3 separate regions of the Homo sapiens genome follow, and all the other regions are linked to region 1. Evidence: chromatin loops called from intact Hi-C (ENCODE). Cell type or tissue: PC-9. All regions are shown on one strand.

Region 1 (8,000 bases):
CTGTGGTGGGGGTAAGTTGTGGGAAGATGTTTAGAAAAATGTATGGTAATTAAGAGTTGTGTAATGAGGTCCGATAAGTCATCTCAGGTAATAAGTGTTGCCGCTAGAACAGTTATCTTTCTGGTACAACACAGGGAGGCACACTTACAACTGGAAATTTATGTTACCTTTACAAACGAAAAAATTTATGTTGTTCTTAGGCAGTTAAGGGGAGAGAAAAATAACTTTTCCTATGTCTGCTTCTTCTCACTTGCCTTCAAGTCAAAATAATTCTCTTGCCAAGTTGGTATATTTGAGATGGCATGTTCTGATCCTCTTCAGTATCCTACTACAATTGAGATACATAAAAATAATTATTTTCATATTTATCATTCATGAAGTACTTTTTGTATGTGAAATGACTTTGAAAGGTGAAAGGTAGGGACTTTGTTTTGCCTTGTAACATTTTACAAACTGAAGCACAGATTTACTGTTTTGCTGAAGGCCACAGACACTGGATTTGAACCTAGATCTATCCTGCTTCAGCTTAAGTTCTTCCCACCCAGTCACTGACTTTCTGATCCGACATCACTGCTTGGCATGTTCATTTATTGATGGAGTTTGTTTCTCCAGTAAACACTGGAAAAGAAAAGTAGCTAAACATTATAACTATCCTTTAAAAACATATTTATATTCAATATTTAATTTTTAAATTTTTTCAGCTCTACAGATTCCATTCCCAAAAAAAAAAAAAAAAAAAAAAAAAGAACGGAAGCACTGAGTTTTAGAGTGATGATAAATCTACATGGTAAAGTTAATGAGAGAGGAGTAGCTTCTCAGCACAGCAATAAAGTGACTTGTTAGAAACAACACTAGACTAAGAGGCAGAAGAAATTGGGTCAGTTTAAGGCCTGGCCCAGAATCTTGACTTTTGGTAAATTACTTAACTCCTTTCTTCTTAAATCTTGAAAATTGCCCACTAAGTTTAGGTCTGGATTTTCTGGCGGCGAAAGTGTACTCATGGTTACTTGCTCCAGGTTGGTTGTCACTTGTCGAACTACTTGAAGTTGCTTTATCTTAGTTTCTGGGTCACAAACGTTTCATTTCTCAGTAACCTACCTCACATATTAGGTGTTAGGGCACTTTTACTATTCTAAACCACTGGTGTTTCCTGAATAGGGATCACCCGGCCATTTCCACATTCAGAAAAGGCCCCATCTTCTTCATCATTTGTCAGAGCCTTTGCTGCTGTGACAAGCCAAGCATACCCTCCTGTGGCCTTCTCTGGGCCTCTCCCGTCTCCCCAGATTGGCTAAGACACCAGTGACTTGAAAGAGAAGCCAAAGGAAAAGGAGAGACACCAAGATGAGACATGAGTCTGGGCCTCCTGCTAAACTGAGAGGAATAGTGTAGGAGAACCGGGTTTTGAACCTTGAGCCCCCTAAGCCTTTGCTATTCACAGTGTGATCCAGGCATCACAGTAACATCACCTGGGAGCTGGTGATAAGGGCTGAATCTAAGGCCCCATCCCACATGTGCTGAATCAGAATCTGCATTTTTACAAGATTCTCAGGTAAATTGTAAGCATATTAAAGTTAAAAAAAAAAAAAACGTCATTGATTAATGAATCCATAGCAACTTTCAAAATTAGCTCTGAGTGGCAAGAAATGTTAAATAGAGCCCCCGTGGAGGGGCATAGGAAAGTTGCTGCCATTGCTGGGAAGGACTTGACTCAGGAAGGAGGGAGCCTGGATCTAATTGCAGTAGATAAATTGACTCAGCTAAAAGCCAGGCGTTCAGGAGGGCAAAGTGGAATGATGTGGGCTTCTGAGGTGAGGCCTTTAACAGTTGGATTATAATGCAATGTGCCATAATGGCATAGTAATGAAATGTAATTTATATGGTTCTGTTATTAAAAGGGACACTTTCTTTGTTCAAGGCTTTCTTCCTTCTTAGAAGGCAGATGGTCACAGGGTAAGGTAATGAGACAAAAGGAACTCATTCCGTAAAATGTCTTAGTTTCTCCTTTGGCCTGCTTTTTGTCTATTTTCAGGTGAGGATCTCCCTCATGTTGGCAACTTTGCCAGGTGAGTGTTCTCCAGCCAAGAACTTCATACTTTAAAATTAGCTGGATACTTAAAGGAGGGAGTGGTAATATGAAGCCAGGTGTCCAAGGGGTCCAGGTGACATAACGGTCCCCAGTCTCATCTCTGAAAGGTCTTGGGGAGTGACCTCCAGTCTGGGGATGACACTCCTGGTGTCAGAGCTGCCTCAACTTTGGAAATTTCTTTGATGGAACCCACAGGATGGGGCTTCATCAAGAAGCTGCTTCTCCATTGCTAAGCTCAGTGCCCACGCCACAGCAACATGATTGCATCCTCCTCCCTGATCACTGGTTTGCTATTTCTTGCTTGATTTCTATTGATTCTTCTACTTTCTTATGTGCTCAGAATTTTCTTTTTGGCCAGGCACAGTGGCTCACACCTGTAATCCCAGCGCTTTGGGAGGCCAAGGCAGGCAGATCACCTGAGATCAGGAGTCCGAGACCAGCCTGGCCAACATGGCCAAACCCCATCTCTACTAAAAATACAAAAATTAGCCGGGCATGATGGTGTATGCCTGTAGTCCCAGCTACTTGGGAGGCTGAGACAGGAGAATCGCTTGAACCCAGGAGTAGGAGGTTGCCGTGAGCCGAGATCATGCCACTGTACTCCAGCCTGGATGACAGGGTGAGACTCCATCTCAAAAAAGAAAACAAAAAACAAAAACAAAACAAACAAACAAAAAACCAACTTTTTTTTTCTTTATTAGCTCTTCACCAGCTTCTTTCTCACCAGTACTTTTCACCTGCCTTCAGAAAAATAAAGTAAAAATTTGAAATGGCACTTACCCTGGAAAAATTGTTGTATCTTTCTCATTGATCTTATGACAATTTTAAAAAAGAAAACTCTCAAGGCTCCTACAGTATGATACATATACTAAATGTAAAGGTAAACAAAGCAATGAAAACTCTCCTAAAAGGAAGGTGATGGGAGGAGGAGATAATTGTGATAAAAGTTAAGGTTGGCCTGAAGGTGTGACTAAATGGCACAGTAAGTTTAATGCTGGATTTCTGGCAGCCAAAGGTGTGCCTATGCTTACTTATTCCAGCTGAGTGGGCACTAGACAAGCTTCTCGAAGATACTTTTACTTGATACTGAGATTACCATCATCAATAATATTTTTGAGTGCAAGAAATTTACTAGGCCTAGGCACTTGCTAACATGTTTGCATGCATTATCTTACCTAATTCTCATGCTATCATTAAGAGATCGGATAGAGTAGTAGCTCCAAGTGTGAACTCCAGAGTCAGGGAGCCCAGGTTGGATCTTAGCTTTGCCACTCGCAGGCTATGTGATCTTGGGCTGGTCCCTTACCCTCTCTCCTCCATAAAACAGAAATATCAGTCATACCTTAAAATGGCTGGAGACATTAAATGATTTAATATACACAAAGCATGCAGTGTCTGGCTCTTAGTAAGTACTTGCTATTATTATCATTATTTCTATTTGACAGATAAGGAAATTGGGTCTTAGAGAGGTTAAGTGGCTGGCCCAAAGTCCCACAGCCATATCAAATTGGCAGCAGATCTAATTTGATCCCCTCTTAACCACTTCACATGCTGACTCAGAAGCTTTGGGCTGCTCTTGGCAACCTCTTGGGTGCAAATAAGAAATTCCTCAGTATTCTCCTTGAGCAGTCAATGTTCCATTATCTTTGGTGAGAGTTTCTCGTCTATGGATTATCTTCAGGGAACTTCTTCCAGGTGTTTGGCTTGGTGAGTCCACTGGGATAGTGTCTATTTTCAATGCGACTTTAAGTAAAGTTTAAATAATGTGGGAATTGCATTAAACATTATAGTGTGTATTTGTTTATCTATGGATTCTATTTATTTATATTTATTCTGAGCCACCCATCTCTTCCCAAACACAATTGAAAATAGCAGAAATTTAAGTCAATTGCTACTACATTTAAAGTCCACTTCAATGTCACATCCCCTAGAAAGATGCCTTCCTTGTTTTTTCCCATGATCTCAGAATACACAGGTCTCTCTAGACCTGGGTAGTGACGTTGAGGTCCAATGTGGCTGTATTTCCCCCACTGCCCACCAGGTGTCCCACCGGTCCCTGCTATCTGACAGGCAGCAGGAAAAATGGCCATCTTCACCCCTCCAAAAGGTTCCCAGGATTTGAAGGCGGATGGTGGAGAGATTGTGGGGAGGAGGGAGGGAGGCTATGACGAGACTCCCAGATGCTGCTTCTTGTCCCCAGACAAAGAGAATTTTTCACATTATTTTTCTTTGATGTGTAGGTGTCTCTCCAGAAAGCCCAGCCAGTTCCCTGCAATTTAGGAAGCTTTTATTTCCACTAATGAACTGGTGTCTGGCCAGGGCTTTTCATCTCTGAGCTTGAGGTTGGGGCTGCTGTCTGCCTCCTGTTCCTTTTGCCTGAGAGACCCTGACAGCCTCCCTTCCCTCCTCGGCCTCTCCTTTTTCTTCCAGGGGCTGAGTGAAAAAGAGACAAGAAAGAGACTGCCCCTTCTGCCTTGTAAGTTTCCTCAAATATCCCCTGAATCAAGGGAGTACCAGCATGTGACTGTGGCACTAACTAGCCCTCTTGCCCACATTAACCTTATTTGTCCAGATTACTAGTGTTACTGTGGTAGAAATATTTCCTCTCTGCTCTTAGGTAAGACTGTCATTTGCTTCTCTTGCAGTGGGGAGTAAGGGAATTTGGATCCACTGACAAAAATTTAGTAAGTGGGGCATTTTAAATTTCAAAGTAAATCTGTCTCCCTTTGCAGTTCGTTGGCTCCTTGCCTGTCATCAGTACTTGCCTTTTTTTCCTCCCACTTTTCTTTTGGAGGATCACATACAAGTTGGGGAGGCTGCTCCAAAGCCACATGGTCTCTCAGATATTGCCAGCTGTACTGGGACTCTCTGGAGTCCCTTGTCCATCACCACAGGTCACCCCAGCAGAACCTGGGCATCTACCATAGACCTGAGGTGTCCAAATTGGGGCAGTGCTCCAAGCGGTCTGCAAACTGGTGCCCTGATTATAGGTTATTCTGTGATTGAAGTTTCACCTAGAGATCGGCTGAGAATGTGAATGGGATGTCTGCATTTAGCATCAGGTTTTGGAGCTTTGATGTGGGCTATTTCCTCCCGAAGGGCCTTGATAACAAAGACCACAGCACAGTCCTGTGGGAGTTTCTAGCTTCTGTACCCACTGCCTCATTATATGCATGGCTTTTAATATTTGGAGAGCCTTTGCCAATACACATTTTCTCGTGTACTGGGAAACTGGAGCCCGGATGCGATATATTATTGATAGGATTGTAATTTACTCCTCTTGGGTTGTATCTACAGTGTATACCATTAGCACAAAATATTAAATTACCAGTGGTTGTATATATTTGTCTATCCAGGTTTGGCTCAATGATATTTGCCTTTTGCCTCAATAAAAGATTGTGAATAATGAAAGCAGGGTAATATTATTTTGTTGTTGTTGTTGTTGCAAGGGAATTTTGATGAAACCATTTTCTCTGTGTTGTGTTTTTGGCGAGTCATGCTTTGCAATGAAGACATGAGACATAAAAGAGTGGGGGTTGGACATAGAAGATGGATGAGCAGCTTGCTCCAGCTCTGGGCACACACTGGCTTCCCTGGCAAGCTGCTCTGGGCCAGGCTTGGGGCTTTCTTTTTCTGCAAGAGGGAATAAGCAATCTGTGCTGCATTGGTGGGAGGAAGTGGGCAGTTCAGACCTTGGTGCCAGAAATACCAAGCCCTGTGCCTCTCTTGTGAAGATAGCATTTGCATGGGACTTTGGGTGTGGGGGAACCCAACAGCACATCAGGTAGAACCTTTTGTAGTCACAGCATTGTGCCCTGGCTAGTGTTTGACAGTCTACCCTCTGGTCACCATTGTTGGCCATTTTGGTTCCTGCCTCCACCTGGGCCAGGTGGCACATAAATACACAAGCACTTATCTCCTATAAAAAGATTCCAGGTCATAGGGCTCAAACCAAGCTGCAAATAAAAGTGCCACATCGTGTCTGTCGTGTGCTTTTTGTTCTGATCTCAGGGCTTGTTTCAGACCTTGAATGGGAGGTGTTTGCTGGTTAACTAGGAGTTTGCTGGACAAACAGCACCCCACAGTTGGATTTGCTACGCAATTTTTATGAGTAAACATGTTTTTAAAAAATGCCTGTGGCTTGGCTTCTTCATCCTTTTGTTGCCTGTGGGTCTTGGAATGAAGGGGTGGGGGTGACAGAAACTAGGTTTTAAATCTGTATTAACTTGACACAGAAAAATATTTTGGAGAAAGGTTTATTCCTTTTAGTTCCTGCTGGCAATCTGGGACCCTCAGGGGTCAAAAACCAGGGAAGGGTTGGGGGAAGGTGAAGAGACCTATCCCCCTCAGAGGTCACTGGCTGGGGGGCAGGGCTTGGCCATTCAAGTGATCGGTATCCATCTGCAAAGCTGGAATCTCCTTTAGAGTGAGCTCCTAAGAAAAACACCACTCAGCCAAGGAGAGCTATTGTATTTTGCTGCCTGGGGCACATTCTGGAGGTGAAAACCGGTTTTTCTGAAGACTTGTCAGGGCCAGGCTTTGTTCAGAATCTGCCAATTTAGCCAGACTGGCTCCTTAAAGGAGACCCCTTTACCTGAGGCAGGGGCCAATTATAAAAAAGGCTTGTGGATGGCATTCCCTTCATAACTGGGTTGGACTTCCTTCAGACTTAGGAACTTTCTCTTGTTCCACACCTTCTCCTTCCTTAAAAAGGAGAAACATGGAGTAACACACACACACACACACACACACACACACACACACACGCACACCCAATCACACTGAATTGTAAAGAGAATGAAATCAGTGCTAAATCTATCAAAGCGTATCATAGACCCTGACAGCTGAGAGGTATTATTTGCTTTTTTCCTCCCAGATTTCTACCGAGCCTGGTGTTTTAAGCTATGTCTTGGGGAGAAGAGACCCATAGAAAGGCAATTACAATTGGTGAATGATTAATGTTGGATCTGACATTTTTATGTGTCAAATATGTTTAACTGCATTAACCTTTGCAGAATCTACACCCATACTATGAGATATATCTTGTATAGCATCGGAAATATCTGCAATCTGCCTTCACTTAAATTTTATTTACATTTACTTTATTACAATATAAATAGGTTTAAAAAATCTTTAATAGAGTGTTTTTACCCCATTCTGCAAGTTCTGCTTGCTCTGTGGGGAGTCTAAGGGCAGCAGGGTTCCTTGCTGATTGCAAATAGTGTCCCAGCCACCTGCCTGGGGACCCTAAAGAGAGAGGAAGCCAGTGTCAATTTTTCAAGTTCATGTCTCAGTTTTAGCCTAAAGGGGAGGTGGCTTAGAAGGCCGGGAGTTGGCATCCGATGGTATAAAACATAGAGGCAGAGAGGCTTTTCAGTAGACAAGCAACTTTTAGTTTTTACAAGTTACAGAAAACGCAAATTTTCATAGCATCAATTTTAGAAAAGAAAGATTAAGGTTCCCATCTGCGGTGCTTTTTCCAATCTGCCCATCACCCGTCCCTCTGAAGAAGCACGCACACTCCAGATGTCTCCTTCATTGATCACATTTCTCTCTGGCTGTCTCTATTCCTAAGTCAGAGTTACTCTTGCTGCTGCTGCTGCTGCTGCTGCTGCTGCTGCTGCTGCTACGGTGGTGGCGGCGGCGGTGGTGGCGGTGGCTGCCGAGGCCTCATGGTTGTCAGCTCCATGCCTCCTGAACTTCACTCCACTGAAATCTGGTTGGGTATGAGACAGACTCCGGTGGAATGAAGGACAAGAGAAGCACATGGATTGTCTGAGGATCTTTTTCTCAGAGGGTGGGGATGCATGTCAACCTCAGCCTGTAGACACTGCATTACCTGGCCAAAGGCCTTTGGCATCCCGGAATCACACATTTGGGAGATGTCAAGGACCTGAATACTCCTACCCCT
Region 2 (8,000 bases), 55 kb before region 1:
TCCAAGAGCACTTTTCTGTTTACTTAGCTTTCCTTCACTATAGTATGCTGCTTATGTTTCATGGATACAATATCTGTCTTGTTATCTTCCTGAGAACATTGGTGATACACAACTTTATACTTTTGTTTTCCTTGAATTTTCTGTTTTTTCAAGTTGTTATTTTCTCCTTGATTTTGTTGTTTATTTTTTCCACTAGAGGACTCCCTCAGATATTTAGATGTCCCTGGTCATTTGTTAATATTTATGAATGAGTACTAAAAAGCAAACTTAAATCCCTGAACACATAGGTTCAGTTTGTTGACTATTGAGCCTCACTATAATGTGTTCAGTGTGGACCATTTGTTGAGAAACCTCCCATGTGAAAATCTAGCCCTTTCCTTTGGGCCGGCCTGATTCTCCAAGAAACATCTTTCAAATATCTACCTTATAGGCCTGGCTGCAAGCATGCTGGAAACTGATTGGAAGGAGAAGGCTGAAGATCACAATTCACGGAACACAATATTCATTTTAGGCTTGATTAAAGTATGGCACCTGTCTTCTACCCTTCAACCCTCTCTGTTATTCCAAATACCCTTGGTTTTACTCTCTTTAGAGATGATATCTTCAGCTCATGTTGGATGGGGAACAGGCAGTCACCCAGACACTTGGAAGAAAGAGATCTGGCTGTCTGTTTATATTTTTACACAATGTAATATTTATACAAGATAAAATATACAAATATTATATGCAAACCATATTAATAACACATATGTAAATTATGAAGCATGTTAACAAAATGAACATCAATTAAGAACAAAGGCATTCCAAATATTTTTGTACCTACCTCTGCGTTTCTTCCCTTTTCCACCTCCCTGCCTCCTTCACCATCCTGACACAGAGGTAATTACTGTCATGAATTTTGTATTAATCATTTCCCTGCTTTTAAAATATAGTTTAATCATATATGTATATATCTATAAACAATGTATGTTTTCAGTTTTGCCTGTTTTGAGCTTTGTAAGTATGGTACCATAGTAATAGTTTTTCTATGAATTGCCTTGCATGTCATTCAAGGCATGTTTCTAGGAGCAACTGCTTCTAAGCTGACTTTAGACCCTTTCTCCTATTTTCAGTTTCACTTTCATCCCCACTTCCAGAATTGCCTTGCTGCCAATTCCAGAGCCTTTGGAAGTTCCTCAGTATACATTGATTTATTTGCTGGATTTCTCTACCACTAGCTTAGGGTTTAACTTTTTCAAGTTTGTTAAATCACTAAGCTACTTTATCTGAGTAGTAGCCCAACTTATAAAATGTTGTTGCTTGCATCATTTTGTATTGTTTGTCTTTAAAGTTATGTTTAAAAATCCCTTTGCTGTAATATTAGTAAGATTTTTGGAGAGAGCAAATCTAACCGTGTGTGTTTAATCTTTTATCATTCAAATATTTACAAGTCCTTACTTCCTTTGAATGGATTAAAATCACTCAGGATGGTCTAATCCCACCAGATTTTAGTTTTCCTGTCTACCATCCCCACTTTCAGAACCTGCTCTTTAGATGTGTGTGTGTGTGTGTGTGTGTGTGTGTGTGTGTGTGTGTGATGCATGCCTTTAGAAAAAAAAAAGCACAGTCATGTATATGTACAAGCATGCAAGCAGGGCTACAATCCTACTTTTTGCATGGGGTTTTTGATCATTTATTTGAGCGTATTGAATGTCTATTATATGTTATGCATTACATTAGGTACACAAGGATATAGAAACTAGTTATAGTTTCTTGCAAAGAGAGTTTATTGTACTGAGAAAGAAAAAAATCTATAAAATAGCACAGTGTGATATGTACTACTCTGAAATTTCAAGGCATTAGAGTTAGGTTGTGTAGGGTTGAACAAGGCATGAGAGATGACGGTTGGAGTAGGTAAGAACTTGTAGAGGAGGTGAGGCTTCATTTGAGCTCTAAGGGTATACTTTAGAGAAGAGACAAGGAGTGGAGAGAGTGTTCCAGGAGGGAGGAACTCACTGCCTCCTTGCCCACTGAGCTCTAGCTACACTGGCTTTTCATATCCCTGGATGTGTCATGATCTTCCCCTTTATAGGAAATACGTTCATGCTGTTTTCCTGCCAGGATGGTCTTTCTCCCATTCTTGTTTTAGCTTAATCCTATTTGGCCTTGAAGACTTAATTTAAAATTTTACTTATTTAGGAAAGCTTTCTTTAACTTCCTCAGTGCAAATTACAGCTCCCCCACCACATGTTATACTCTTATATCATGTATCATACTTTTCCTTCTCAGTTTCTTCACAGATTTTTAGTTGTACATTTACTTGTGTGATTACTTGTCTAATGTCTATTTCTTACATTAAATAGAAAACTCCAAGATGCAAGAGACTGGCTGTTGTCACAACTACCTCACTGGTGCTTAGCATAGTGTGTAGCCCATGGAGGAGTTACCTGGACCTGTATGGACAAGGAAAGGTGAGCAGGAGAAGGAGTTTGCAGTAGCCAGACTCAAAACAGTCCTCCACAAGTCTCCACCTCTTGATATTTATACTATTGTATAGATCCCGTGAAACCTCAAAATCAGAGACAGGTCTCAGTTAATTTAGAAAGTTTATTTTGTCAAAGTTGAGGATGTATGCCTGTGACAGAGCCTCAGGAGGTCCTGATGACATGTGTTGAAGGTGGTCAGAGCAGTTTGGTTTTATATATTTTAGGGAGACACGAGCTATCAATCAACATATGTAAGATGAGCATTGGTTCAGTCTGGAAAGGTGGGACAACTAGAAGCAAAGGCAGGAAGACTCAGCGGGGAGAGAGCTTCCAGGTCATAGGTAGATAAGAGACAAATGGTTGCACTCTTTTGAGCTTCTGATTAGCCTCTCCAAAGGAGGTAATCAGATACGCATTTATCTCAGTGAGCAGAGGGGTGACTTTGAATAGAATGGGAGACAGGTTTGCCCTAAGCAGTTCCCAGCTTGAGTGATTTTGAGGCCGCAATATTTATTTTCCTTTCACAACCCCTCCCACATGGCAGCAGGGTTATTCTCTGTGACCAACAGAATATGCATTTTCCTTCTGAGTTTATGTTATAAAAAAGCAGAACTTCCATTGTGGCTTCTCTCTTTTTCTATCACTCACTCTGAGGGAGACCACCTCCATGTCTTGAGGACACTAAGGCAGCCCTGTGGAATAGCCCATGTGGCAAGGAACTGAGGTGTTCAGCTGGTGAGAGACTGAGGCTACCCAATAACCACATGCATGAGCTTGGAAGCAGATCCTCCAGTCTTCAGAAGATTGCAGCTCAGCCTACAGCTTGACTGCAACTTCAGAGGCTAGCCAGAACCACTTAACTAAGTCGCTCCAAAATTTCTCAACCTCAGAAATTGTGTGAGATAATAAATGTTGTTTCAAGCTGCTAACTTTTAGGATAATTTGTCATATAGCAACGGATAACTAATACAAGGCTTAATGAGAGAAATAGGTGCATGAGAATAATCCTGCTTCTTCCTTTGATTCATTTAAACGGTGCTTGTCAGTGACTTCCCCGACTGGATTTTGAACCCATCTTTCTGAAGAGTCTTTATTTTTCTCCAAGACATCCCCTAGTTGAACAGCTCTCTGTATTCCTGAGTTTCAGTGGTCTGATGCTTGTTGAAGAGGCTCTGATTACAACCTCAGCACAGATCTTCCAGTTGATTGAAAGGCCCCAGCTGATACTGAGTTCAAGTTGCTTCAGGGTGTGGTGAAGAAGATTCCTTTTCTGAGATTTACAAAGATGCCCCATCTTGAAGATTCTCTCTCTTGAGGGAAGAGAGAAGGTTTGCTAAAGTGTGTCCTTGGATGTCACATGTGCATCATTACATTTCAAATTTGGGGGGACTCCTGCTTTTCAGAGGGCCACAAAAGATTAAAGTCTGTGCTATGCTTCTGAGGCAGAGTGGGGCAGTGGGGGAGAGCTTTAGTTTAAAGTCACATGCACTGAGTTTGAGTCTTGTTCTGCTTTTTGGTACCTGAATGTGTCATTTCACCTCTCTAAGCCTCTGTTTCCTCACCTATAAAATGGAGTTAGTAATACTACCCGTCTTCTCCGCAGAATTGATGGAAGGATTATATGAGCCAATGCATTTAGCACAGCACCTGATGAATAATAAGTGCCCTTAAATGGTGACTATTTTGATTGCAAATGACAGAATCAGAAGTTAGTGCCAAGTCCAGATTTGCCTCTAATTAGCCGTTTGGGTTTGGGCAAAACATTTAACTTCTCAATGTCTTAATTTCCTTATTTATAACATGAGGGGATTTGGCGAGTTGGTATTTTCCGAAGTAAAATCCACAGTGCTGTTTGCATCAGAATCAAAATCATTTGCTTAGTAAAATAATACAAATTCCCAGGTCCACCCCAGACCCACAAAGTCAGAATCTCTTAAATGGAACTCAGGAATCTATGTTTCAATCAATTCCTCATATGATTCCTGTGCACACTGCCTGCTCTGCCATTGTAGAAATCTATCTAATGGATTTAAGTACCCGTTAGATTAGGAACTTATGACGGGCCTGAGGGATCCTGGGAGAAGAGATGAAATAGCATGTGTAATCTTATTCTGTATGAATTTTCCATCAGGTAGGTAAGATTTAAGACGTTCTTCCTTAGACCACACCAGGATATCCAGATCTGAGGAATTAGTGTACTTCTTCCTTATGCCCACAGGAGGTCAGTGAAACATTAGGCCTATCCTTTTTCAAATTTCAGAACAAAAGAATTTTGAACAGTGCCAAACTAGAAGTAGAATGCTTGCATCTTGCAAAAGATAAGCTTTATTTACTAACAGACTTCCCAGGTGAGTGTTTGAGTTTTTATGCAGACAAAAATCTAGCAGTGCCTTGCTTTTTACAGAGGAAGGTACATTAGCTTTCGGGTTCATAAACTTTAAGTCCATCAATAGGTTTGCTAAAATAATTGTCCTTGGAGCTCTGGGAGTCATTTTAGGGCAGAGAAAATTCTCTGCTTTGAATTTCTCTAGGGCGCCTCGTTAGAAGAGGTCAAAATGTCGGACATGTGTTGGTTCAGATGTCTATTCGACGGACCTGGAGCAGAAGGTTATTAGCAAGCTAGAGTTGGGCTAATAGAGGCTCAGAGAGGCTAGACCACCTGACTGGAGATATATAGTAGTGGAATGGAGATCAGACCCAGGTCTACCACCTCATCATCAAGGGCCTTCTTAATAAGATAGAATTAATGTCATAGAGTATTCCAGCCAATGTTCTCTTAGCCAATTTATACCATTCTGTTTATCTTTTATTGAGCTTCTGTCTGGAGCTCAGCAGCTGGTCTTTTCCTTGACTCAGTTTTATTTTATTTTATTCTCTTTGTTTAGAACCGCAGTAACAGGTGAGAGTAGAAGTAGGATAATTGTAATGGGCACAGGTGTCTGCATCTCCTTCCCAAGCCCTTGTGACTGCCTTGACATAAGCCCTTTAGAGCTGGCCGCATTGACTGCTCACTCAGGTGACCCTCTGAGGCTGCAGGGCTCTGAAGTGTTTTCTACCTCTCATCTGCATGCAGATGGCTTAATGACTGATATATTAAAAACCAAGAAAGTGCTGGGTCTTAGATCTAGCAAGTGTTAGACACTTGACACAAAGAGAAGGATCATCTTGATCAACATGAACTAATTAATTAATTAGTTTACTTGCCAGACAGTGCATGAGAAACTCCTACATACCAGGTGTTTTCCTGGGCTCTAGGATTTCAAAGATGAGCAAGGTATGGGCTCTACTATGAAGGAAATTGATCACAAGCTGAGAAGGTGAAAAATAAAATCAATGACCCTAATATACTCTGAAAGTGCTATGATGGGCATATGCCTGGAAGGACATGGAAACATAAACAGGAGGCCTTCTCCCACCTGGTGGGGATAAGTTGGTGAATGACATTTTTCATGCATCCTTGGGAATATTTCATATAAAATTTGTGGCAGGTGTGGGGTAAAAGACAAGGAGATATAAAAAAGTATCTCTGTAGACAGGGCCTTGGACTCATTACTTACAGGGTTCCCTGTAGGGCTGAGGAATATGGCAGGCCAACCCCACTGGACAAGAAGGTAAATCCTCCAGTTCAGTGTGAAGAGCTCATCCCCTTAGAGAGGATTGCTGGACAGGGCAAGCCTTCCAGACTGCAGAAAGGGATCTGATCCTCATGTCACCTACCATTGCCATCCCAAGGGCCCTTGGTCAGCATAGAGGTTCTGAGTGAATCCTCAGTGCAAGTTCCCCTGAATCCACTGACAGGCCCATCTAGCCAGGTTGCAGTGGGACCATGGGCTCTCCTGGTCTAGATTGATCTGTATTGGCTTAGGTCACTTCTGTAAACATGTTCTGGGTGCTGACAATATATTTCACCATGCAAAACTTGCTTCTTCCACTTTACTCTTTTACTGTCTTTGGCTGGCCAATTCATCCTCGTTTATTCAGGGTTGTCCCAGTATTAAACCTGAAAGTCTTATGTCCCGGGAACCCCCTCAGTGCAAGGCAATCTGGGATGGTTGGGCATTCTACATCCCTCTGTTCCTCCACACTTCTTTATATACATTTGCTTCCCTTTCTTTTCTTCTTGCCTGCAAGCTCAGGCTTTGCAGTTATTATAAGGGCAATGTTTCACCCCTGCAGCAGGTCTGTTTTGCAGTGCCTGCCCACATCATATTCCCTTCTGGGGAATTCTGGGGAATATCCCTCTGTTACGCCAAAGATCCCTTCTCTGTAGTGGATACCTCCTCCTTCTAGCTGAAGATTTGACTAGGATTGGATTCTGTTTGGCAAATCATGACAAGGGTTGAGCTGGATCTTAATCTGCACTCTTTCTCATTCTTTCCTTCTCTCTCTCTCTCTCTTTTCCTCTCTTTATCTGCATTTATGTGGCTCCACAGCCAGGGAATCATTGGATTGCTTTGCCTCCACTCTGTGGAAATGTCCCAACTGGACAAAGAGTGACAGGCTGGCTCAGAGGCACCCAGTTGTCTTTGTCTGCGTCCATGCCCAACTGATCTGCTGAGTAGCAGGGATGATCTCTCTAGCAAAACCTACTACTGCTTGTGCCACAGCAAATGAATTGACTTCCTAGGGCTGTCATAACAAAGTACCACCAACTGGGCTGCTTAAAACAACAGAAATGTATTTTCTCACAGTTCTGGAAGCTTTAAGTCCAAAATTGGGTGTCAGTATGGCCCTGCTTCCTCTGAGACTCTGGACAGACATTTCCCTTGTCTCTTCCTGGCTTCTGGTGGTGGCCAGTGATCTTTGGTGTTACAGCAGCAGCATGTCAATCTCTACCTCTGTCACCACATGGCATTCTCCCTATGGGTCTCTGAGACTCTTCTGTCTTTGAAGGATATCTGTCATAATGAATTAAGGGCCCATCTTACTCTGGGATGACCTCATTTTAACTAATTACATCCACAATGACCCTAGTTTCAAATAATGTCATATTCTGAGGTGCTATGAGTCAGAGCTTCAACATATCTTATTAGGGGGCATAATTCAGCCTATAATAGTCAGCAAGTGGAAAAGGATGGATAGGGGCCACTTTCTTTAAAAGGTGGCTGTGTATGCAGCAGTTGCTAAGGCTTCATATAGCCTTCCTTCGGATCACTTAATTGGCCTTTGAGGAAGCTTTCATTCTGTTCTTGTCTTCCTGTTTGTTTGTCTTCTTTCATCTGGTCCTGTCCTTTTCCCTTTTTCCATTCCCCAAATCTTTTCAAGCCACTGCTCCTAGGTCCCACTACACCTTCCTCTAGGGAAGCTCTTTGCTTCCATAGCTCCAGGACTTACTGCACACTTCATCTCAGCTTGAACCACTTCCTCTGAGTCATTTTCACTCTCAACCCTGGGAATCTACAGAAGGGCTGGGGATGGTGGTGACAGGGACAAGCAGACTCCACATAAAGTATTGCCAAATAATGAAGATTTATCCTATCTAGAAATCTGTGTATTCACTTGATCAGTTATTCATATTGTGGATTTCCTGTGTAA
Region 3 (8,000 bases), 780 kb after region 1:
CCTGTTTCAAGCCTATCCTTGTCAAAGGGGTAGGATGCTTTGTGAACCACGCGCTTGGTCTTCTCTAATCATTCGTGCTTTACTTCAAGGGATTCAGGGAAGTACAATCTTGTATTCGTTCAGAAGGAGAAGAGCTGGATATACTTGGCAAAGAGCACTCACAGCTCACACTGAACTCATAGGGCTTGGGGGCAAATTAAAGGCAACTTGCTGACATGAAGCCTGTGTCTGGTACCTGACAGGAAGGTATTTGACCATGGATGCTTACTCTGAGCCAGCCCTTTGATGTCAGACTCTGAAGGCTGTATTTGATTTGAGAGACAACATAGTATCTTCATGGGTGTGAAGAAGGAGAATGGCTAACTGGTGGGCTTGGAAAATTAACTTCGTCCAAGTACGGAGAGAGAGGTGGGAAGCTTTGAGACACTCCCGGAGGTGGTGCTAACGGCCTAGGCATGTGATGATGAGGACAGTGGATACCTACTGACATATTTGAAGTCTTATTGTCCTGCTGGGTAAAAGTGGAGAGCCCTGGGAACAGATGTCATGGGCATACTCAATGCCTATTTTAATGGAAGAATCAATTTAAGCTGTGGCAAATCATACAGTTAATATCCAGCATGCTTGAGGACTTCCACATTGCTTTCTCCCCCTGAAGTTTCTTCCTGTCTTTGTGTCTCCACTGGGAGCCTTGCAATTGTGTCATTCTGGATTAGGTAACATGAGACCTGAGATACAGGCCTATTACTCAAACTGTCTCTGTGACCTTCATAAGGTAGTCATGTTCCCTCTCCAGGCTTCAGTAGACCCGTTTGTAAAATAGAAGAGTTAAAATCCACCATCTCTAAGGTCTCTTTCAGTACCAGGTTTACAGTTTCTTGAAGAGTATTGGCAGCGAGTACAGGATTACTCTCCTCATGCCAGTTAACATTGATAAAATAATCTTACAATATCTGATTTAGTTTATGCATTCTTGTGCTTCACAGGGTCCATTTCCCCCAGCCTTGGGAAGACTAGAAAAAAGATGTAGAATAAAATCAGGATGTACATAACTTTTGGGAGTTATGGGGAAAGAGGTGCGATGAAATAAGGGTGTATGTGTTTATGGAAGTTTAATATATCGGAAATAATTAAGAAAAAATAACTCAACTCTTATGATTTTCATTTTCAGGTTTGGGAAGATCTCTGCAAAGCCTTCAGTAGGTTCTCTGAACCCTGGTTAGCAGGACTAAGGGAGAAATATGAGTTTGCTTAGGATCCATGGTGTGCCAGGAGTGCATAAGCTCCATAATATGGGCAGGGATGTTTGTCTTGTTCACTCCTGTATCCCCAGCACTGAGAAAAATAATGACATAAATAGGTGTTCAACAGATATCTACAGAACAAGCACATGAATTATAGAAAGAAAATGAATCATGCCTGGGTTCTTCCATCATGGCAATTTCCAATCCTCTTCTTATAAGCCAAAGTTCTTTTTCTTATGAATGCCTCCAGGGTTTCCCTATTCATCCTTTCACCAACACACACAAAGCACTTAATCCGTGCTTAATCCTAGTACAGGTCCTTAGTGACACATACGCTAATCTGCTTTTCGCCACCTAGTGCCAGATTTGTAAATTGACTCCTCCTGAACCTTCCTTTCCAGAGAAATGGAAGGTTTCCCCTCTTCACTCTGTGGAGTTAGGGACCTGGGAAAACATCTTTTCCTATCCTCTTCTTTTGAGGGAAAACAATTATTAATGCATCACAAAAGAAAAGTATATATTCTCACCTCAGATATGTTATCAAAGGAAATGATAAGTTGTTTTCATAGTGTTGAGCTTTATATATAAGGTAGATTTGGGGACCAGACAAGCTGGTATGAATCCCACTGCTGCCCACGGTAGGTATGAGAATTGGCAGGTTACTTTTATATTCTTAGTTTCAGTTCTTTCCCCCCTAATATGGATGAAAATAATAGTAATGCCTCTCAAGGCAATGTGTAAAACATACCCATGGTAAATATTCATTCATTTATTTATTTAACAAATATTTAGCAAATGCCTTAGATGTCCCAAGCATTATTCTGTTATAGCCTCTTGGATACAGCAATTAACAATGCAGATGACAAATCTCTGTCCTTATTTTGCTTATCAATTAGTGTTAAATAAAGATTAGCCATTATTATTGATATATTATACTAAACCTGAATACTCTAGAACTTTTCATCTAGACTAAGTCTTTTCTTCCCCTGTAATTGATGTCAGTGAGTCATTTGTATTTACTGCACAACTGCAGAGTACAGAGCCCTGGATTGAGTCTATATGGAGGGGGAAGAGGAAGGAGGATAGACTGAAGACGTGGCCTCTGCCTTCAGGAGTTTATAGTGCACACGCAAAGACTAGCAAGGATGAAAGGACTTTTGAATTTAAGAAACATGCATAAATTAAACATACCGCTCTTTTTGGCTTGTCCTCTGAGTAATAAGAACACGAGTGGATTTTCATCACTGTCTGTTGTAATCTTTCCAGAAAAACCACTGAACCATTCTGAAGGCTTCAGGAAGAGAAAACTAATGGCTTTATCTGAACTCCTTGGGAAAGAATGGGGTTTAGTAAGTAAATGGATGCATGTTTCTTAAACTGGCAAGAATCCTCATCAAGTGTCCTGACAAGGCAACAAGCAGATGAATGTCAATGTTATGTATCTGACACATTACCCACACACGTAACTCTGTGATTTTATAGAATTTTAGCCTCTGAAGGAGATTTTAATTATCCTCTTACTCAAATCTTTACCTTTACAGAGAAGGAAATACATGCAGAGGGGAAGAGTGATTTCACCCGAGGTGGTGCGGCTAGCATGTGGACTGCCTGGACCAATGCCTCAGTATCCCCATCGCCAGCACAGTGTTTTTTCTAGAACCTCTTGAAGCCTAAAGCCTCAGTATCCCCATTCTTAGTCCAGAGTTCTTTTTAGAACCTCTTGAAGCCTCCTTCTGTCTGACTTGGAGTGAAAACCCTTAGAGCTCAATGGCCTTTTTAACCAAATTGCTTGCTCTGAGCTCAGGCTAGTGGCATGTTGTGAGGGAATCTGAGTAGGAGCTTGTTGATAAACAGGTCCTGGCAGTGAGATTAGACACATTTCTAGTTATGGAAAAAGAAAGGGGGCTTTGCAGGTGCTTTTCCTCATACTGTTCTCTTCTCAAGGAGTTCAGATAAAGCTGCGAGTTTTCTTCTCCCAGACCCCTCAAAATGGTTCCACAGTTTTTTTCTGGACAGACTTGAATTAACAGTCTAATCTCACTAGTACTGAGAGAGAGCTGAGAACAAGCAAGAAAGGGTGGTGTGTTGAATGCATCCATGTTTCTTAAATTCAAGAGTCCTTTTGATCCTTGCAAAAGACCTCTGTCACTGTGGAGGAGACAGTACTCCAAGTTCCCCCAGTCTTGACTAAACCCCGTCTTCAATGCCTTTTGCTTCTGAAAGGATCTAGATTCGCTTGGGAAAGGGGGAGAGATTTTAAAAGGAGGTGACACCTAGTGGTCACTGTGACAAACAGCAGCCTACAGCGAAGAAGGCCGGTTGCTAAGGGTAGCAGCTGCAGCCATTTGTCTCCACTCTGACTAAATGGCCGGAAGAATCATAGAATGTTTATATTGGGAGCAACCTCCAGAGATTTTCTGTCAAGACATCTGCCTCCAGCCAGCACGAATAATATGTCTTATGCTTATGGTGTTGTATAAAACACTTTTACAAATATTATCACGTTTAATTCTCACATCGGCCCTGTGAATTTTGTAACATCATTATCTCTTTTTTAAAGACGAGATGATCAGTCATAATTTAGGCTTCTTGAGCAAAATCACTCAGCTAGTGAGCCATGAAGTAGGAGCTAGGAGTCAGGCCCTCAGCCCTTACCTTCCCACTTGCGATCAACTGTTTACTGACTCTAGGAAAAGACATGGAAGTGTTGAGTGAAACCCCGTCTCTACTAAAAAAATAATAATAAAAAAATAGCCGGGCGTGGTGGCGGGCGCCTGTAGTTCCAGCTACTCGGGAGGCTGAGGCGGGAGAATGGCGTGGACCCGGGAGGCGGAGCTTGCAGTGAGCCGAGATGGCGCCACTGCACTCCAGTCTGGGCGACAGAAAGAGACTCCATCTCAAAAAAAAAAAGAAAAAAAAGAAAAAAGAGACTGGTTTTTCACCAGGCTCAAACCCCAGCCCTTGCACAAAAATTGGCTTAGTGTTTGGAGCCAATTTTACATAAGTATTTTTGAGTCAGGAGAGAGTTTCTTCCACCTGCAAATTCATCTCTAAATTCCCTCTCCGTACATGAGAATAACAAATCTTCTCGGTGGGAAGAAAAGAAGTCGGCTTGATATGGACTGGCTGCAGAGAGGAGGGGGTTGCTGGGTCCCTGTGGCAGTGAACGATGGGGCCATCCAGGAATACGGAAGAGGCTGCTGGTTGTGTCAGAAGAGTCCTTGTAAGAGGAAATTAAGCCGGATATAACCTGATATGAAATCGCTGGGTACATCTCAGGTTCCTGGCTTAAATATTCAATAGTCTTCAGGGAGAAAATGAATTAATGAATAGGGTCATCTGACAGTAGAATTTTTTAAAAAGTGTTTGAAAAGTAAAAACGCGTTCTACCCCATCCACTCCCTCAGCCACACCCTCTCTACAGAGGCTCCAATTTCTCACAGAATTTCTCAGGTATTGCCTCACCTACTCCTACCCTAGCCCAAGCTGCCTGTCATCCCTCCCTGCTACATCTCTTGGTACTTGGACGTTCAAGTACAGCAGCCTTTAGCCGCTTACACAATCACAGGACATCCTCTGAAAGAGAAGCAATCTTCTGTGGTTTGGTTGTTTTAGAAAGAAGGCATTGTTGATGGAGGTCTTGACTTGTGGGCTGACATAGCAAGCGAAGGATGGGTTTGCTTTTTCTGGATGTTACTTGTTTAAAAAATATATTTATAAGAGAAAGCCCTCTCTATTTTCCTAAGGGATAGGGCTGGACAGGAAGTTTTCAGAGATTCAAGCCAGATGGGGGTGCAAACCTCTCAGGACCAACACAGCATCTTTCCTGAGCTCTCTACTGTGGATGTGCTGAGGTCCTCCACATGAAAGTTAGGAAGGGATATTTCTCCTTTCAGCAAGAGGCTGCTAGTTGTGCCAGATGAGTCCTTAGGAGGAAATCAAGCCAGATGTAACCTCCACAAGGTATTTTCTCTTATCATTCCCTAACAAGAAAAAAGAAATCCAAGAGACAGAACTAGACTGTATGGTAGTTTCTGTCAGTATTGAGGTTATGAGGTACACCAACTACAACATGCAGTATATTCTCAACCTCATTTTCCTATGCCCCAGCCTGCTTATAACACCATGGGGCAGGCAGACAACCACTATGATGCCCAACCCTAACCCAGAGCCTATGTGCAAAGGTTCACGTAGGATGCCTGGTGCCTTTTTCATAGGGGAATTTCAATCAATTCCCTGCACTCCTCAATTCCCAGTTACTTCCTTTTCTTCTTAGAATTCAGGAAGTATAAGTCTCCACTGGCACAAGTCTCCACTGTCTAATTAGACTGACTGATGTGAGAGATCGAATGGGTTAATGGAAGGCCAACATATATCTTAACACCTTTATTTGTGCTGGCCTTACCTGTTCATTAGTCTTAAGTACCCTAGAGTAATTACAGAGTCCCCTCGTCTGCCAGGTCTCTCTATTGCACGTAGGCAAGAGGTGTTCAGAGCTGGTTCACAGACAGTGATGTTGGTAGGCTGACTAGTCCCTTAGATTTTGAGACTCCCAGCTCAGGTGTCTGATGCTTTACTAATAATAACATCAAGGGAACCTCCAAGGGTACTGACAATAATAATAATGTCACATACTCATTCAACTGAAGACTTTTTAAAAGAATTTACCCAGACAACATTCTAGGTACTTGGGATTCATCAGTGAACAAAAAGGTTAACATTTCTGCACACGTGCAGCTTTCATCATAGCTCACAAAAGCTTTTGCCTAAACTTACCTTATTGAAGCCTTGCAAGAATCCTAAGAGTGCTGAGGTCTCAACTTTCTGTTTTTTACAGAAGGATAAACTTATTTATCCTGCTCCTCATATCATAAAGCACTCCTCCTAATCTCCAGGTCAAACTTCTGACCAACCCAATCATAATGTTGTTCTTGATTTTCTCTACCAACTATTTATGTCTACACATTGATTTTATTTCTACTGTTGGCAGCTTGGTGTCATAGAAAGAAAAAAGAATCCAGAATGAACCTGAGCTCAAATTCATTCTCCACCACTCACTAGATAGTAAACTTTAGTCAAGTCTCTTTATTCCAATTTTCTCATAAGTAAAATGTTATAATAAGGGTAAAATAAGAACTCTGTGAGACCACACTTAGGGAGATGCTGTGTTATTGGTTTCATGCTTTACACAGATGTGACATAGAGATCCCATGAGCTTAGCAGCAAAAGCTACCCAGTGGAATTCTTTCTGGGGTACAAACATGTAAGAATAATACTTTCTAAGCTCAGTTATTGAATAAAGTATTGTATCAGTCTGTTCTCATGCTGCTGGTAAAAACATACCTGAGACTGGGTAATTTATTTAAAAAAAAAAAAAAGAGGCTTAATGGACTAACAGTTCCACATAACTGGGGAGGCCTCACAATCATGGTGGAAGGTGAAAGGCATGTCTTACATGGCAGAAGATGAGAGGGAATGAGAGCCAAGGGAAAGGGGAAACCTCTTATAAAACCATCAGATCTTCTCAGACTTATTCACTACCACAAGAACAATACTGGGAAAACTGCCCCTACAATTCAATTATCTCCCACGATTCAATTATCTCCCACTTGGTCCCTCCCACAACATGTGGGAAATTTGGGAGCTACAATTCAAGAAGAGATTTGGGTGGGGACACAGTGAAACCATATCAAGTATGTTTTCTCCTCTGACTGGAGAGAAGATGGGAATGGAAGCCAATTCTCTAGTAGACAAGTGAAAATAGAAAGGTCCATTTGATAAATAGGAACAGCTATTCCTTTTCACAGTAGGGAAAGTCTTAGTAGGGAAAAAAAAAAGTTCAGTGTCAGAGAAGTGATATCAGAATTTCCCTATAGCCCCAAGAAGCCCACATCTGGGAGGGAATTTGCATGGCCATTTAATTCATTACTTCTCCTCAAGGTAAGATTACCATGTGGATATTGGATGGTGCCTGGGAAGTCACACCTGTGATAATTGGCATCGCTGTTGCATTCTTCAGAGCAAAAGGCAAAGAACATACTAGAAGCTTGGGTTTGATTTCTCCATTTCTTCAGTCAATGCTCTAGAATAAATGAAGATCAAATATGACAGATAATAGGCAACCTGCTCTTGGGAAGGATATATCTAATCCAGACCCTGGGGTTCCCTCATTGCAGAAATATCCCGAGCTTGGGATTCCTTCTCAAGGAAGCCTGTTACACACAACCAACGTCTGCCTTCCCACAAAGCTGTGCCTGTCAAGGCAGAAGGGTAGAGTGCAGACATCTCTTCCATAGAAGAGAGAAAAATGATACGAGAGCAGCTTGGATGGGAACAATATTTCAGGCATGGCTAGCTGTTAAAAATGAGCTAACTCAGAAGAGGCACATTTAAATAAATATAATGCAAAGGCATAATGGCACAAGATAACAGTTTTGAATGGGAAATTCTAATGACTTCAAGTGCATTTCACAGGGCAATTAATACACATGGCAATGCTGCAGCATTCAGCAAAAGGGAGGGAGAAACAGGGTCGGGAGCAAAAAAAAGGGGAGATGGAGGCAACTGATAAAAATAGGACTTGATTTTCTTTGCAGAAGGAGTAGTGCTTACAAATATAATAAAAGAGAAAAATATGTGTGTCAGGTTTTATAATTCAGCTTGTAAAATTCAGAATGATTAGTTTTTGAAGAGGGCAATTACTCCTCTTTTGCATATTCATGAAGATTTAATGAAATAGGGTTGGGCTTTTTCCAT

The links. A loop is a pair of places that touch in the nucleus more often than their neighbours do. Peaks named below come from ENCODE experiments on the same cell type or tissue, not always from the same donor. Only the 100,000 strongest peaks of a DNase experiment are listed, where the experiment ranks them.
Region 2: a loop joins it to region 1, with 7 times the contacts of the local background. A loop is called at or near these places in 4 of 110 quality-filtered maps.
Region 3: a loop joins it to region 1, with 11 times the contacts of the local background. A loop is called at or near these places in 5 of 110 quality-filtered maps.

The regions. Positions count from the first base shown.
Region 1 is chr1:209,432,009-209,440,008 of GRCh38, reverse strand. It overlaps MIR205HG (MIR205 host gene), which reads right to left. Exons shown (of 4, transcript NR_145437.1): 4 at 7,460-7,805. MIR205 (microRNA 205) reads right to left here and starts at 7,876; the gene lies at 7,767-7,876. RefSeq lists enhancers at 4,642-5,239, 5,838-6,437, 6,438-7,035. In PC-9, CTCF peaks have their summits at 3,948 and 4,150 (motif pointing right); DNase peaks (open chromatin) are centred at 4,118, 5,668, 6,168 and 6,568; H3K4me3 peaks cover 2,736 bases; H3K27ac peaks cover 3,810 bases.
Region 2 is chr1:209,486,896-209,494,895 of GRCh38, reverse strand. No RefSeq gene overlaps it. Among named protein-coding and RNA genes, the nearest start is that of MIR205, 59 kb to the right of the region's middle. In PC-9, a CTCF peak has its summit at 4,683 (motif pointing right); a DNase peak (open chromatin) is centred at 4,705.
Region 3 is chr1:208,648,014-208,656,013 of GRCh38, reverse strand. No RefSeq gene overlaps it. Among named protein-coding and RNA genes, the nearest start is that of LINC02769, 14 kb to the right of the region's middle. RefSeq lists a silencer at 3,469-3,655. In PC-9, CTCF peaks have their summits at 1,585 (motif pointing left), 3,319 and 3,520 (motif pointing left); no DNase peak of the experiment used is centred here; H3K27me3 peaks cover 151 bases.